Regions from separate parts of the Mus musculus genome. Here region 2 is linked to region 1. A link is a loop called in an ENCODE intact Hi-C map of the cell type or tissue named here. Cell type or tissue: heart. All regions are shown on one strand.

Region 1 (8,000 bases):
TACAATTGTTGAAGCCAGAACCTTAATGCAATATATGACATAGTTATCCACAGATTTTAGAGCGTCATCATTGTTCCGGCTGTTTCAGTAAAAAAGAAAGTAAAAAAAATCTAGAGTAAGCAGAGCAGTGGTGGTGATCCCAATACGTGGAGGCAGAACCAGGCAGGTCTCTGTGAGCTTGAGGCTAGCCTGGTTTACAGAGCAAGTTCCAGGACTGCCAGGGCTACACAGAGAAACACTGTCTAGAAAACAAACCAAAAGCTGGACGTGGTGGTGCACGCCTTTAATCTCAGCACTCGGGAGCCAGAGGCAGGAGGATTTCTGAGTTCAAGGCCAGCCTGGTCTACAGAGTGAGTTCCAGGACAGCCAAGGCTACACAGAGAAACCCTGTCTCAAAAAACCAAAACAAAAAACAAAAAACAACAAAAAAAAATCACCACCACCAACAGAGAAAGATCAAGTTTAATGAGGAAAGACACCAGACATTGATCTTTGGTTTACAAAAGAGCATCTGCACACACAAGCACATATGCACACACCAGACATTACCTATCTATCTATCTATCTATCTATCTATCTATCTATCTATCTATCTATCTATCTATCTATCTGCCTATCTATCTGTTTATCTATGAAAACATAAAAAGTATAGTATTGAATGAATTCCAGTATACTTCATACCCAGTTTTCCCTATAAGATCCCCACCTCCAGTGCTGGGTATGAAGCTCCGGGCTGCCTGGTAGAGATAAGCTACGAAACCTCTAAGAATGAACCCCGTGTTTCATCCTGGCCTCTATTGTTGATATTGCTATGACATATTTGCTCTGTTGTTTTGTTTATTTGTTGTGTTTGGTTTTTCAGTGCCGAAAAGATGGAACCCAGGGCCTCAAACATTAGGCTAGATATGTATTCTACCGAACCCCATAGGTCCTAGAATTGATGAATTCATGTGCTTTCAAACACCTGCCCCCCTCGTGTGTGTGTGTGTGTGTGTGTGTGTGTGTGTGTAGATCAGAGGCAAACCCTCTGGAGTCAGTTCTTCCATCCATCACGAATGTCCATCACAAAGGATGGAGGGCACATTTACTCACTAAACTGTCTCCCCCGTGCCAGCTTTCCAAGTTTTTAAGTGAGGCTACTTTCTGTTTCACAATCAAGACTCCACAGTACATTTAGTTATCTGACTTTATTAGGCTGCTCCTTGTTGTGACTGTTTCTCAGACTTTCTGTTTGGCGACCTTAAGGGTTTTTTGAAGAGTGCACATTAGATGTTTTGAGGACTAGCCTCAAAGCGCATTGTCTAAAGTGGGCTGAAGGTTTCCAACCGGGGACCAGAGCATTGAAATGCACGCCCAGTCCAGAATACCACCTTGTGTTCAATCACCATCTCTTCAGACTTCTCCGATTTATCCATGTCTTTCAGTCTTTGTATTTTCCCTGCCTAGCTCTTGAATAAACCATTTCTCCAAGAATCTATGACTCCTGTATTGAGTCTCACACTTATACACTATGTTCTAGCTGTATGCCTTGCTACTAGAAATCTCACCACTCCTAGGCCTTCTCAGGGTATATTACAGGATATATATTTATGTCTGTTAATGTATGCATATATGTATTTATTTACATGTACATAATTTATCTACTTCTCTTTGCATGTATATATGTACCTCGAGTTCCTTAAATAATCTGAATTCTAATCTAATACCACAGGTTCATTGTAGCCTTTCATTCTATCTCATCATTTTTTTCTTGCCATAAGGAGATATTTGTCTTTTATAATTCACAACACAGTCTACCAGCACCATAACATATCTGGGGGTTTACAGAGCAATGTATTAAGCCAAATCAGACATCCTCAAATCATTGCATCTAATTAGGAAGTCATTTCCCAGGAAGGCAAGCTCAATGGGGAGTGCCCAGGGAATTCCCTGGTGTTATGACATATCTCCATGAGGCAGATGACCTAACTGAAACTTGGAGAGGTTTACTGCAAATGCACTATAATGTTTCAAAGACTGTGCCATAGATACAGTGTGTCTTTGGAATTAGGGATTGTTACTGGTGCCGGTTTCCCTCGAATCACTCTGCCAATCAGTAAGTGGAAGCAGTTTCTCCCCATCACACCTATTAACTCTCTGAAATCATTTTTGCTTTTCTTTCCTTCTCTCTTTCTTTCTTTCTTTCAAGATTTATTTATTTTATATGTGTGAGTACACTGTCACTGTTGCTGTCTTCAGACACACCAGAAGAGGGCATCAGATCCTATAAGAGACGGTTATGAGCCACCATGTGGTTGCTGGGAATTGAACTCAGGACCTGTGGAAGAGCAGTCAGTGCTGAGCCATCTCTCCAGCCCCGTTTTTGCTTTACTTTCCAGTAAATTTGAAATCTGCTGGCCTAGAGATCTTAATCTCAAAGGGAGTCTAGTGATGACTCCATTGGATTGAAAGGTCAGGCTGTCACAAGGCCATTTTGCCACTGAAAGGCATTTCTTTCTTGGCTGGAGTGACTGATCCCTAATTCAAAGGGGAATTTAGTGTTTCTCACAGCAGGGGCAAAGATCATGATCTCTGGAATTAGGGACTCTTGGGTACAGCACTCAATATTTCCATGACCGCTGAAAATGTTAATAGAAACTTAGCAACCAAAAATGGCAGAGCCAAGGCTGGATACACGGCTTAGCCATTAAGAGCACTGATTGTTCTTCCAGAGGATCAGGTTTAACCGCCAACATCTACAAGGTAGCTCACAACTGTCTCTAACTCCAGTTCCAGGGGATCCAGTGCCCTCTTCTGGCAGGTTTGGGAACTGCAGGTATGTGGTACACAGCCGTACATATAGACAAAACACCTATAGCTTAACATTATGTATGTATGTATGTATGTATGTATGTATGTGACCAAGCCCACTCAGTCAGTCAACAGGTTTTCCAGCTCAGGAGTGAGGATTAAAAAGAAGAAAGATAGTTAGACAACATTGTAGCATGACCCCAGTCAACTCTGAGACTGAAGGCAAATTTAATTTTCCCAATCCATGTTTTATACCTTTTTAATTACATGCACGTATTCAGGGCAAGTAGTACAAAGAGGGCTCAAGCAAGACAATAGTCAAGGAACAAGCAAGCCAATAAACACAAAGCCCCATGATCACTCCGGTGATCACTGTTTCTAAGGATGATCAAGATATCTGAGCCTACTTCTTTGTTCTACTCTAAAACCAGATTCTTACTGCCTTGTCCTTGGCCAATGTCAGGTCCCTGTCTGGACTTACTTCTTTGTCATGGCCTAATGTCAGATTCCTGCCAAGCGGTACCCCAAAAGGTTCTCCATATGTATGTATGTGTGTATGTGTGTATGTTTGTGTGTGTGTGTGTGTGTGTGTGTGTGTATGTATGTGTATTGAAAAGCAGGACTACTGGGTATTCAGAGTTTGGGGAATTGAGGTTTGAGTCTGTTCATCAATTAAAGAGTTCCAACCAGGTTCCAACCATGGGGACACATCTTTTAATCCTAGCACTTGGGAGGCAGAGGCAGGCAGATTTCTGAGTTTGGGGCCAGCCTGGTCTACAGAGTGAGTTCCAGAACAGCCAGGGCTACACAGAGAAACCCTGTCTCGAAAAACAAAACAAAACAAAAATTTAGTCCTTTGTGGGTAGGGTTGGGGGAGGGGTTGAAACAGGGTCTTAATGTAGCTCACACTGGCCTTGAACTCACTACGTAGCTGCCTTGAACTCCTGATGCTTCCTTTATCTCTGAGATGCTGGGATTCCAGATTTGCATCTCCGTGCCTGGCTTTAGTTTAGATTTTAAATAACCGGTGGGACAGTGACTAATTAATATAGCTAGCAATACATACAATTGCTGTTGGGACTGCTTGTTTGTTTTGGAAAGAGCTTCTCGCAAAAGATGAGGGCATCTTCATTCCTGCAATGGCTGTGTCCTATTAGGTGGAGTCATAGACCTTCGGACGTGTGAGAGGAACACACGGAAGGCGAGTACTCTAAGGGAAGTGCTTATACTAGTTATCAGTTTGTTGCCTCTTAGGTTCAAAATTCACCCATCATTAACCGTTAGGCAAAACTGAATGAAGCTGGTCTCCCGTTTTCCTTTGTCAGCTAGCGTTATACTGTACTTGTCAGTAGAGGGCGATAAAGAGACGCCACACGAAGAAAAGCACGCTCTTGCTGAAGCGTTCCTGCAATCTAGCGGGTCCTTCAAGGCCTCTTCTCCAGCGAGTTCTCCATCACCACTGGGTGGCTTTTCCAGCTCCTGAAGTGGAGGCTGGTTCTATAATATCCAGCTCTGCTACGTATGCAGCATTCCCCATACCAGATTTTACAAAAGCTGCCTCTTGCAATGCACAGCAGCCAGAAGTGCCAGTAGCCAGAGCCTCTCTCGTTCTCAGTGGCTCTCAAGATAGCACAGTGTCAAAGCAAGTTCTCTGTCACCCAGGGAAGCATGGCTGCCCTCCCCAGATCCAGGTTTCTGCTCTGGCAGAGGGGATCTACTTTGGGTTGTTTTTCTCAGCCCTAAGCAGTAGCTGTTGCTTTTCTTGTTTTCTTTTGAGAGGAAGAGGGCTTTAAGACTCAAAATCTTCCTGCTTTATTTTCCTAACTGCAGGGCTTACAGTTGTATCCTGCAACCTTCCTTTTTGTTTGTTAGTTAGTTAGCTAGTTAGTTAGTTTGTTTGATTTTTTCAAGACAGGGTTTCTCTGTGTAGCCCTGGCTGTCCTGGAACTCACTCTGTAGACCAGGTTGGTCTCCAACTCAGAAATTCTCCTGCCTCTGCCTCCCAAGTGCTGGGATTAAAGGCGTACACCGCCACTGCCGGACTACAACCTTCTTTAAAAATATATTCTAATCTTTTTTTCTGAGAATTTCAATTATATACCCTTAAGGGTTCCCTCTATTTATTACTTACCAGTTCCTCCTTTTTCTTATTTCTTATTTTAGTCATTAGTTCCTTGTATTATTTTTTTCCTGTTTAAATCATGTGGCTTCTGTCTACTAATTGGACCCAGACTAGTCTGTACCTGAGATAATTCCAGAATTGCTCAGTGGCTCCCCAGTGAGAGCTCTGGGGAGAAATAAACCTGAGTTAGGAAGGTGTAAGAAAGACTTCAGTACCCTGGAGCCCCCATTCGCTTTGAGATCGTGCATACAGCACACTCCACCTCCCTTGTTGTAACACACGCAGCAGCCTAGTTCCTTCTCCCTGTGTGCACATACCCCTCTCCAAACAACTCACTTAGCATCTTCAGAAGCCCCTTAAAATCTCACCTATGTCAGAGATACACTTCCTCCCATCTCTGAACAGTGTATGAGTTCCCCCGTCACTTACAACGATCAAAGTAAGGCAGCTTCTATTCAAGCATATCCCTAATATCCAAATATAAAGAATGTAAGGGCTAAGCCGGCCTGACCTGATTTTGAGTGCTTAGGCAGTGAGCAAAACTGCGCTCTGTAGTAGAGAGAATCCCCCATTTCCCACCCTAACACACATAATTGGGCATGCATATGATTACAATTAAAGGTATTATGGGAAGGGCTGAACACATAACCCAGACTATCAACTGAAATAGAGAAGCCTAGAAACCATCCCTCATTCTCTTGAGCCACCTAAAAAGAAGGCTGGAACAATAACACAGCCCTGGATACTCCTGCTCACGGGGCTCCACGTCTGTCTTGATTGTATATCTTTCCTTGACCTATATTATCTCTTTGCTCCAAATAAAATTATCTTGCCTTTTTTTGCAAATCTATGTGAGCCCTCACTTCTAGTTCTTTAGCTAAGAGGCCAAAAGCCTGGAAACACCCAACCCAGACGCTACCACTGGTGACAAATTTAGCTACACTACCACAACAGTCCTGCTCCATCTTTGGCGATGTTTTAGCTTCCCATGAGCATATGCTAAAGACATGCTTTATCACTGAGCCACACCTACCCTCAAGCCTCTTTTAAGAGAATGTTATCCGTGCTGGGTGGTGGTGGCAAACGCCTTTAATCCCAACACTTGTGAGGCAGAGGCAGAAGGATTTCTGAGTTCGAGGCCAGCCAGGGCTACACGAGAAACCCTGTTTCAAAAAGAGAGAGAGAGAGAGAGAGAGAGAGAGAGAGAGAAGGTTATTCCACTCATGAGGGCTCACCCTCAGGAACTAATGTTCCCAAAGGCCCACCCACTCTTGTCACTGTTTCCTTGTCAATTAGGGGTTTGACATAATGAAAGACTCCGAGAGGAGCCCCTCGCTCAGGCCTCAGGACAATAGCAGACACCCAAGAACTCACGACAGACCGAGCTTGTTGCAAACCACATGAGGCTTTATTTGGGGAAAGCCAGAGCTCTGGGGACGACTCATATCCCACGCAGGGGTAGAGGAGTCGTCCTCGAGGGGAAAGAGTTCCCAGTTTTTATAGGCCCTCAGGGGGGAAAGGAGAAGGGGGAGATTAGGGGATTTCCCAGATCTAAACAATGTCTGTTCTCAAGAAATGAGTATGGGAGGGGTACAAGGAAAGAGTCTAATGAAGGTGCAGCAATGGGCACACACCTGGTCAGAACTTTGGCAGACACACAGGTTCAAGGAGTGGCCAGAGCATTGTGCACCTCTATTTTTCTAAATCAGTGAAGCTAGTTCTGCTAACACTGACGTCTATCTTGCCAATTTCAGGGCTTCTGTGTCCTTTTACATTCTGCCAGGATCTTTCAATACAAATCTGGGTGAGGGCTAACAGATATTAGGTCTATACAGTAACATTATTGCTATTAGTGTGAAAAATAAAAGAAACAATCTTGATGTCTGAAAGGAGGAAAGAAAGAAAGAAAGAAAGAAAGAAAGAAAGAAAGAAAGAAAGAAAGAAAGAAAGAAAGAAAGGAGAGAAAGAGAGAAAGAGAGAAAGAGGGAGAGAAGGAAAGGCCATGACTGTTACTAGGCATGGCGGAGGAGAAAGTTTACTATAGATGTGTGGAAGAGCATAGCCAGAGGCAGTTACATCTGGGAGAGTCCAGAGTGATCCCGACCCTGCCTGAACCATGTAGGAGAGGAGTGGGGGAGGGAGAGAGGGGAACCAAGTACAGCAGCCCAGAGGTCAGAGATACAAAAGGGGCGGGCAGCCAAATGTCTGGGTTATATATGGAAGAGCCTCTGTTGAAGGGCAGGTCATGTGCCACCCCCCCAAGTCCCCAACAGAAGGGACTGAGGGATGCTGGGAAAACCTGGAGGCCAGATCTACTCTGATATGTTAAATAGGCACCATGGCTGCTAGACCCCGGTATGACACTTGACAATGTCCATCATCAGAGACATTGCTGAGAGAACAGTGTGGAGAAGCTAACCAGGTAAAGACACAAATTGGGCTGCTTCCATAAGGCAGTGTGACAAGGACAATGGCAACAGCCTTTCCCCAGCATAAAATGTAAGACTTTGAAGTCCACATGGTTGTCATGTTGTCTGCTAATAAAACCAAACCGGTGTGAGTGAAGCTGCCCACGGCTACCTACTACCCACAGTTCATCACTGCACCTCTAGGACCCTGCTTCCCCGACCCACAGTCCACCACTGCCCCTCGAGAACGATGCTTCTCCGATGCACACGGTCAGCTTCCTCTCTGATTTCTGAGTCACAGTATGTCCTACTTGAGAACGACAGCTGATGGAGAACAGACCTCAGGTGTTTGGGGACCTCAGCTTTGCTTGGTCCCCAAACTTCAGGACTAAAAGGAGAAATAGATCATTGCCATGCTGGTTAACTAACCATACCGCTGAAGATAACTAGCAAACTTCTTTTTGGCTAGTGAAAAATAAACCGAAGAGCTTTAGCCTCTTATGCCATAAAAGAAAGGAAAATTAAGTTTGTAACAAGTCAGCCGGGCGTGGTGGCGCACGCCTTTAATCCCAGCACTTGGGAGGCAGAGGCAGGTGGATTTCTGAGTTTGAGGGCAGCCTGGTCTACACAGTGAGTTCCAGGACAACCAGGGCTACACAGAGAAACCCTGTCTCGAAATT
Region 2 (8,000 bases), 540 kb after region 1:
GTGAGTGATGGGAACAGAACTTGAGTCTTCTGTAAGCAACCAGTGTTCTTAACTGCTGAACAATCTCTCCGGCTGTCTGTTTATTTCTTGGTTGTGTATCTAAGCTGCAGAGGAAAACAAATAGAAACACTTTAAATTGTAGGCACAGGCTAGGAATGAAAGGCCTCTAATAGTTCAAGTAACAGCAAGAATTGATAATGGGCTCTCTGAAAAGAAACGATAAACAGCAAACCCTTTATTTTAAAGTGTTTAAAGTTTTAGTTACTATATTAGAGTCATTGAGGTAAGGTCTTAAAGGTATAAAGGTGAGAGGACAGGTATCTAGTTGTATTCTTGTATAGATGGAGATCCAGTTATCCCAGCACCAAGTGCTGAAGAGACTGTCTTTTCTCCAAAGCTTTCTTTGACACCTTTGTTAAAATGTAGTTGGCTGTAGATGCTTGGGCTTATTTCTGGCTCCTCTCTTCTGTTCCGTTAGTCCATGTGACTATCTTTTTCTAGTGTGGTGCTATTTTTGTTATTGGGTCTTTGTAATATAATTGAGGTCAAGTATTGGGATAAGTGCAGCATTGCTTTCTTCATAGGATTGTTTTGTCTGTTCAGGAACATTTGTACTTAAATGTGAGCTTCAGAAATTTTTTGTTTTCAAGTTCTATTTAGAATACCATTAAAATTTTGGTTTTGATTACACTGGCATATAGATTATGTTCATTAATGAAGCCAGTATTTTTTTATGAATCTGAGTTTGAGAAATCTTTCCATATTCCATTTTCTTCTTCAATTTCTTTAGTGTTTTTAACATACATATATCTGCTTATGTGTGGATTTGTGCCTCTGTGTAGTGTTCTGAGAGACCAGAAGAGGATATTGCATTCCCCGGCGCTGGAGTTAGAGGAGGTTGTGAACTGCCTGTTAGCTCTGGGAACCTAACTTGGGTCCTCTGCAAGAGTGGGTTGCATTCTTAACCATGGAGGCTTCTCTCTGGCCTCTTACAGTGTTTCGCAGTTTTTACTGCAGTTCTTTTACTTCTGTGGCTAGGCTTATCCTTAGGTACTTTATTCAGTGGGAAGATGTTGTGTGGATTTTTCCCTCTGATTTCTTTCTCAGCAAGTTTGTTACAAGTACATAGAAAAGTGGCTGGCCTTTGTGCTAATTTTATATCATGTTACTTTGCTGAAATTGTTTAAGATCTTCGAGTTTTCTGATGGAGTCTGGAGATACTTAAGTTTAAGGTCATAATATCTGCAAACAGGGATAGTTTGCCTTCTTTTCTTAGCTCTTGAAGACTTTAAGAGCTGTTTTAACAGGTATAGAGAGAGTGAGTACTCTTATCTAATTTTCATTTCAAGCAAATGCTCTCACTTTTCTCCTGTAACAGTGTTGGTTACGTGGTTAAGATGGGAGCGTTTATTATGTTGAGATATAGTACTCCTAGTACTGCGGCTTTTACCGTAAAGGGATGTTGAACTTTGTCAAAGGCCTTTTGAGGATCTATTGTTATGTGATTTTTGTTTTTTAAATTTTGAGATCATGAGCTAGATTAATATTGATTTGTGTGTGTTGACCCATCCTGTCATCCGAGAAATAAACTCCATTTGGTCTTGGTATATGACCTTTGAAATGTGTTCTTGAATTTAGTTTGTAATTATTTTATTGAATATTTAGGCTTTTTATTTATAGTACATGTGTGTGTGAGTACATGCCTGCCATGATTTATAGTACATGTGTGTGTGAGTACATGCCTGCCATGATCTGTATGTGGAGTTGGTTCTTTTCCACCTTTTTGTCTGTTCTGGGAATCAAACTCAGATTTCAGGCTGGTGGAAAGTACTATTTTTTTTTTTTAATTTTTATTTCATGTGCATTGATGCTTTGACTGTAGGTATGTCCGTGTAAGAGTACCAGAACCCCTGGAGCTAGCGTTACAGACAGTTGTGAGCTGCTGTGAGGGTGCTGGAATTTAAACCCAGGTCCTCTGGAAGAATAGCCAGTGCCCTTAACTGCTGAGCCATCTCTCCATCTGTACTTTAAATATTTAAAAATTATTTTATTTTTTAATTCATATGGGTGTGTTGCCTGCGTGTAAGTCTGTGCACCATGTACATACTTTGTGCCTGAGGAAGCTAGCAGAGGGTTTCAAATATCCTAGAGCTGGGGTTACAGATGGTTGAGAGCTGTGGTGTGGGTCCTGGAAATTAAAACCCAGGTCCTCTAAAGAGTATCTAGTACTCTTTAATTGCTGAGCCGGCTCTCCATTCCCTGGAGAGCATCTTTACTTGCTGAGCCATTTTACTACTGCTCTTTATTGAGAATTGTTACATCCATGTTTCTGGGAGTTTAGTCTGTGGTTTTCTTCTCTCTCTGTCTGTCTGTCTGTCTCTGTCTCTCTGTGTGTGTGTGTCTTTGTGTGTCTTTGTCTGGTTTTTGGTATTGAGGTACTAATAGCTTTATAGATGGAGTTTGTAGTATCCTTTCCCTTTCCTGTTGTATTTTATGGAATAGGATAAGGAACATTGATGTCAGGTCTTTAATGGTCCAGTAGCATCCAGCAGTGAATCTGTACCATCCTGGACTTTTGTTGTTGTTGAGAGACTGTTATTTCTTCAATCTGTTATTTGTTATAGCCAGGGTAGGATGTTGGTGTTTTCTGTCACTTCTGCCTTAATCATTTGAAATAAATCTCTCCTTGGCAGAGTTCACTAATTAATTAATTAGTTAATTAATCTGGATATGCTGATGGCCAGCAAGTCCCAGGAACCCTCTGTCCTTTTTCCTCCAGCATTAAGGTTTTAGGCATGCATGGCTACACCAGTGTAGCCCTGATGTTGGAGATCCAAAGTCAGGCCCTCATGCTTGCTACGTGGCAGGCGTGTTAGTGACTGAAACACCTCCGTAGCTTTCTCTGTAGAGTTTGTAGATTTCATCCCTCTTTTCATCTTTAATTTTGTTAGTTTTCTCTTTTATCAGTTTGGTTAGGGGGATTATTAGTCTTACATAAGTAAGTAAATGTGTATGAGTGTGTGAGATGCATGTGTGTGAGAGATGCATGTGTGTGTGTGAGAGAGATGCATGTGTATATATGTATGTGTGTGTGATGCATACGTGTGTGTGTGTGTGTGAGAGAGAGATGCATGTGTGTGTGCATTGCCTTCCTTTATCACGCATCCCATTTATTTATTATTGTATGTGTGCATGATGTATGAATGTTTGGCTATGCCATAGCATATGTCCAGAAGTCAGTTCAATGTTGGCTCTCTTCCTGTATCTTTCTCTACTTTTATTTAGTTTTATTTCTTTAATTTTCTTTTTTAAACGTGAGGATTAGAGAGATGGCTCACCAATTTAGAGCACTTGTTGCTTTTTCAGAGGATCAGGTTCACAACTGTCATAACTCCAGTTTCAGGGGATCTGATATCTTCTTTTGACTTATTGGGCACTAAATACCCATGTGATGTACACATAAAAATCTAAAAATGATTTTTAAATTGCACTTTATTCTCTCTCTCTCTCTCTCAGTGTGTGTGTATGTGTGTGTGTGGGTGTGTGTGTGTGTGTGTGTGTGTATGTGTGTTTGTGTAGATAGAAGCTGTGAGATACATATGGAGGCCAGAGGACAGTTTGTTGGAGTTGGTTCCTACCATGTAGGCCTGGGAATAGACCTTCAGGATTGGTGGCAAGCACCTATATATTCACTAAGTTATCCTCACTCAACTTTTGTTCTTTAAGATGGGGTCTTTCACTGAACCAGGAGCTCACTGGTTAACTAGTCTGCCTGGCTGGTGCCTTCCCTGCTGGCTCTATGTGGACTTGCTCAGGCTCCAAACTGTGGTCTGCCAGTGCTGCCTTCACCATTTCACCTTTGGTTCGTTGTATACCAGTGGCCTCTGCTGGTCACAGTTAACATTACAGTCTGTGGGTTGTCAAGAGTTCTAGTTTAGATCCCCAGTCAGTTTATGCTTCAGGAATGGGTTGTGCCCCCAGTGCACTGGAAGTCTGGGGAGGGAGCAAGAGCAGCACTTGAGGACTTGTTACTGTGCTTTGACAGTCTGCTAAAGAGCTTCGTGGGTATAGCTGCTCTGATAGTTCTAGGAGATACATTCTCACAGTTAACTGAAGGTTCGCCTGGTTTTTATAGTCGTTACACCCTCTCTTCTACTATGATCACTGAGCCTTGAGTGGAAGAATTGTATTATAGATGTATCAGTTGGATCTGGGCACCACATGATCTCTTGTTCTCTGTACTTGAGGTTTTCTGGAATGGTCTCTGTCTGTTACAAAGAGAATTTTTTTTGATGAGGTTCATAAACTACACTTATGGTTATAAGGATAAATATTTAGAGTTTTGTTGGGGATTAGGCTGATTTAGTGAAGTGGTAATTGTAGGTTCTCTCCCAAGATCCACTTGACTATCCCTGCCTTGGTAGTTAGCTAGGTTTCTAGTATCTGCCAGGGTTTCCTTCTTGTCGAGCAGGTCGGCATTTCTTTCTTTCTTTATTTAAACAATTTTAAAAAGATTTATTTATTTATTTAATGCTTATGAATACACTGTTGCTGTCTTCAGACACACCAGAAGAGGGCAAAAGATCCCATTACAGATGGTTGTGAGCCATCATGTGGTTGCTGGGAATTGAACTCAGGACCTCTAGAAGAGCAGTCAGTGCTCTTAACCACTGAGCCATCTCTCCAGCCTCATTGAGCAGTTCTTAAGTGCATTTAGAGAGCTGTTGGATACCACCAAGTGGTATACTTCTCTTGCAGCAACTTTTAGGGTTATCATGCCATGCTGACCATTGTTCTGGTACATAGGTCTCATAGTGGCTGCCCAAACAAAACCTGAACAACAATGATACCACTAGACATGCTAACATGGAAGGGGAGAGCTCAAGGAACCTCAACTATAGACAAGAAACTATAGGCAACTAAGGAGTACTAAAAGCAGGAGAAATAATCTTCCTTAAAGAAGAGATGCAGTTTGGTGATCCAGTACCCAAGTGGTCACCTCTGAAATCATATACATACAAGTAATATTATATGGATAGAACATGTTGTATTTATATGCTAATTAATACACACATACCACCACCACTGCCACCAATTAAAGAAAAAAGCCATAAATTAGAAAGCAAGGGGGAAGGAGGTAGGGGAAGGGTGAAATGATGTAAATATATTACCAATTAAAACATAAAAATTATTATGAAAAATAAAAACAAATCTTAAAAGAACCCATCTGTTAAATAGTGTTGGGTGTAGTGGCTGTGCTTTTGATTCCAGCATTTGGGAAGCACAGGCAGTTGGACCTAAGTGAACTTGAGGCCAGCTAAAGCTATCTGGTGAGGTCGTCTCAACAGTACAATAATTAAATCTCTTAAAGCTCAGTGACTCCCAGTGCACTGGGGGCACAACCCCTTCCTGAAGCATAAACTGCCTGGGGATCTAAGATCTAAACTAGAACTCTCGACAGCCCCCAGACTGTAATGTTAACTGTGACCAGGTTCTGTTTGAGGAAGCCTGTGGATGTACAGTGGCCCACTGTAGTTGCAGAGTGTTTAATGTCTGCTTCTTACAGTTTTTCCACACCCGATTCTTTGTCACTTGAGAAATTTGTATGTGACTATGGGTATGTAAGCATCTAGAATCAATATGTAAATCAAACATTTACTTGGAATAAATAATAAAAATAATTTAAAATAAGTCTGTGATATATATAATATAGATATATATAATTTTGATATTTATTGGTTGAAAGCAGAATTATATAATAGCACAGCTATGGTTGTTTATTTTTATGTATTATGTCTGAACATTTGATAACACTTACAAAATCTTCAAGATTTTTTTACAGAATGGTTCGGTATTTTGATTTTATAATCATGAATAGAATACCACTTATAAATATATAGGACAAAATGGCAGAAATATGTTTGAGGTTATTTCATAAATCATTCAGAAAGTTTTGTCCTACTCCCAAGGCAAAATAACATATTTTTGTGAATTTGAAATCAGAAGTACAAACAAAGGCTTTTAAAATCAAACTTTTTAACCTAATATACTCCAGAGATATCCAAATTTGATGCTTCCATGTTAAGAAATAGCAGTAGTAAAATACTTAAAGGTCTTTGTTTTCTGTAATTAAACAATTGTGTTTCTATGAGGGCGAGCTATTTGGGTTTTTGTTTGTTTTTGTTTTTTTCAAGACAGGGTTTCTCTGTATAGCCCTGGCTGTCCTGGAACTCACTCTGTAGACCAGGCTGGCCTCGAACTCAGAAATCCACCTGCCTCTGCCTCCCAAAGTGCTGGGATTAAAGGCGTGCGCCACCACTGCCCAGCTGAGGGCGAGCTATTTGTATGTGAAGCTCCTACACTGGTCCTGAGCACAAGCCAAGTGTTCCCAGCAGGGTATAATCGCTTTGCATGTTGTGATGGCATGTCAGCACAAAGAACCAGGACTGCCATGAAGTCATGTGCTGTGGGAGCACGTGCTGCCAGAAATACTCCAGATTCATTCATAGTTGTTTTTCAAAGTTAATTTTTGGTTGTTGCACTTTCAGAAAGCCTTAACTGTTGCCATGGGGATCACAACTCACAGTTTAAGAACTTGTGCTCTATAGCAATGAGCCTCTTGGCAGGTGGGTGGTTCCAGAAGTTGAGTCCCTGGCTCCAGGCAGCGATTGGAGGCATGGAAGATGATTAAGGTCAGCCCCTAACCATCTGTGACGGATCACTTCACCCTGTCTGATCACTGCCTGAGCGGAGCCTCCTGTTGCCTGAAGGCCCAGCCTGCACTCTGACACTGCTGTTTGTCTTACCCTGGGGCTGTGAGGTTGACTTCAACCCTGCTCTTTATGCTTGGTACTTCTCAGGCCATCCAGGGTAACTCAGCTTTAGAGAATGGATTCTCTCAAGGTGGCACAGGCCAAGCAGCCCCGGAGAGACACAGCCAGGGACACAATTGGGCAGCTCTGAAGTGCCCCAAACCCTGGACCTGGGGCTGTGAGGGCTGTAGGCTTGTTCTTTGGGAGGATCACTGTCTTCTGCCTCACCAGGGCTGTCTGCCGCACCCTTGAGGCCCGTGTGCACCCCCACCCCCACTGGCACACCCCTTGTTCTTTGTGTCTCCACATCTCAGTTTCTCAGCTCCTTTCAGCTGTCTCTCTTTACTATTTCCCATTGCTCTTTCCTTCATTGTGATAGTGTTTGCTTTTATTATACTGGCTCTCTTCGGACACCAAGTCGCACACAAATGGCTTTAATCTGCAGTTTTACCCTGACGTTAGGTTGCTGTTCTGTGTCTGAAGGTTCGTTGTTGAGTTTTTGTGTTAGGAAGCTGCCTGCTGATTCCACCCTCCTCTGAGTGTTTACAAGCAGAGGTGCTGTGCTCCTTCAAATGCCTTTTCTGCGTAGATTGAGACGGCTGTGAGGTTCTCCCTTTCTATTAGTGCATAACGTTGGCTGACTTATGTCTTCTGAGGTGGCATGTAGCATTGATTACTTTTCTTACGTGGCACTGCTTGTGATAGGCAAATCACACTTTTTAAACAGTAAAAGTTAGTTACTTTTCTAACTTAGGTGAGTTCTGCATTAGTCCTTCATGTCACTTTCGGAGAGGTTAAAATACACAGTAATCTGTGATTACGGTCTGATCTGCTCCCTCCGGAGTCAGGTACCAAGCAAGGTTCCATTCTGGGAATGCATACTGGTGCTGTCCAGATTTCTGCTGTTCTGGAGGGTAGGCAGACCAAGGGTGAGTGATACCATTCGTTTTCTTACTGATTTTCAGAACCCCTTTCCTTTCCTTTCCCTTTCCCTTTCCCTTTCCCTTTCCCTTTCCCTTTCCCTTTCCCTTTCCCTTTCCCTTTCCCTTTCCCTTTCCCTTTCCCTTTCCCTTTCCCTTCCCCTTCCCCTTTCCCTTTCCCTTACCCTCCCCCTTCCCCTTCCGCTTCCCCTTCCGCTTCCGCTTCCCCTTCCCCTTCCCCTTCCCCTTCCCCTTCCCCTTCCCCTTT

What was found. Hi-C counts contacts between places; a loop is a spot of excess contacts. Peaks named below come from ENCODE experiments on the same cell type or tissue, not always from the same donor. Only the 100,000 strongest peaks of a DNase experiment are listed, where the experiment ranks them.
Region 2: a loop joins it to region 1, with 4 times the contacts of the local background. A loop is called at or near these places in 8 of 42 quality-filtered maps.

What each region holds. Positions count from the first base shown.
Region 1 is chr14:27,026,120-27,034,119 of GRCm38, reverse strand. No RefSeq gene overlaps it. Among named protein-coding and RNA genes, the nearest start is that of Il17rd, 8.9 kb to the left of the region's middle. In heart, CTCF peaks have their summits at 2,798 (motif pointing left) and 4,147 (motif pointing right); no DNase peak of the experiment used is centred here; H3K4me3 peaks cover 329 bases; H3K27ac peaks cover 433 bases.
Region 2 is chr14:26,487,214-26,495,213 of GRCm38, reverse strand. All of the region lies in intron 1 of Slmap (sarcolemma associated protein), which reads left to right. Among named protein-coding and RNA genes, the nearest start is that of Gm24031, 6.4 kb to the left of the region's middle. In heart, a CTCF peak has its summit at 3,893 (motif pointing left); a DNase peak (open chromatin) is centred at 3,863.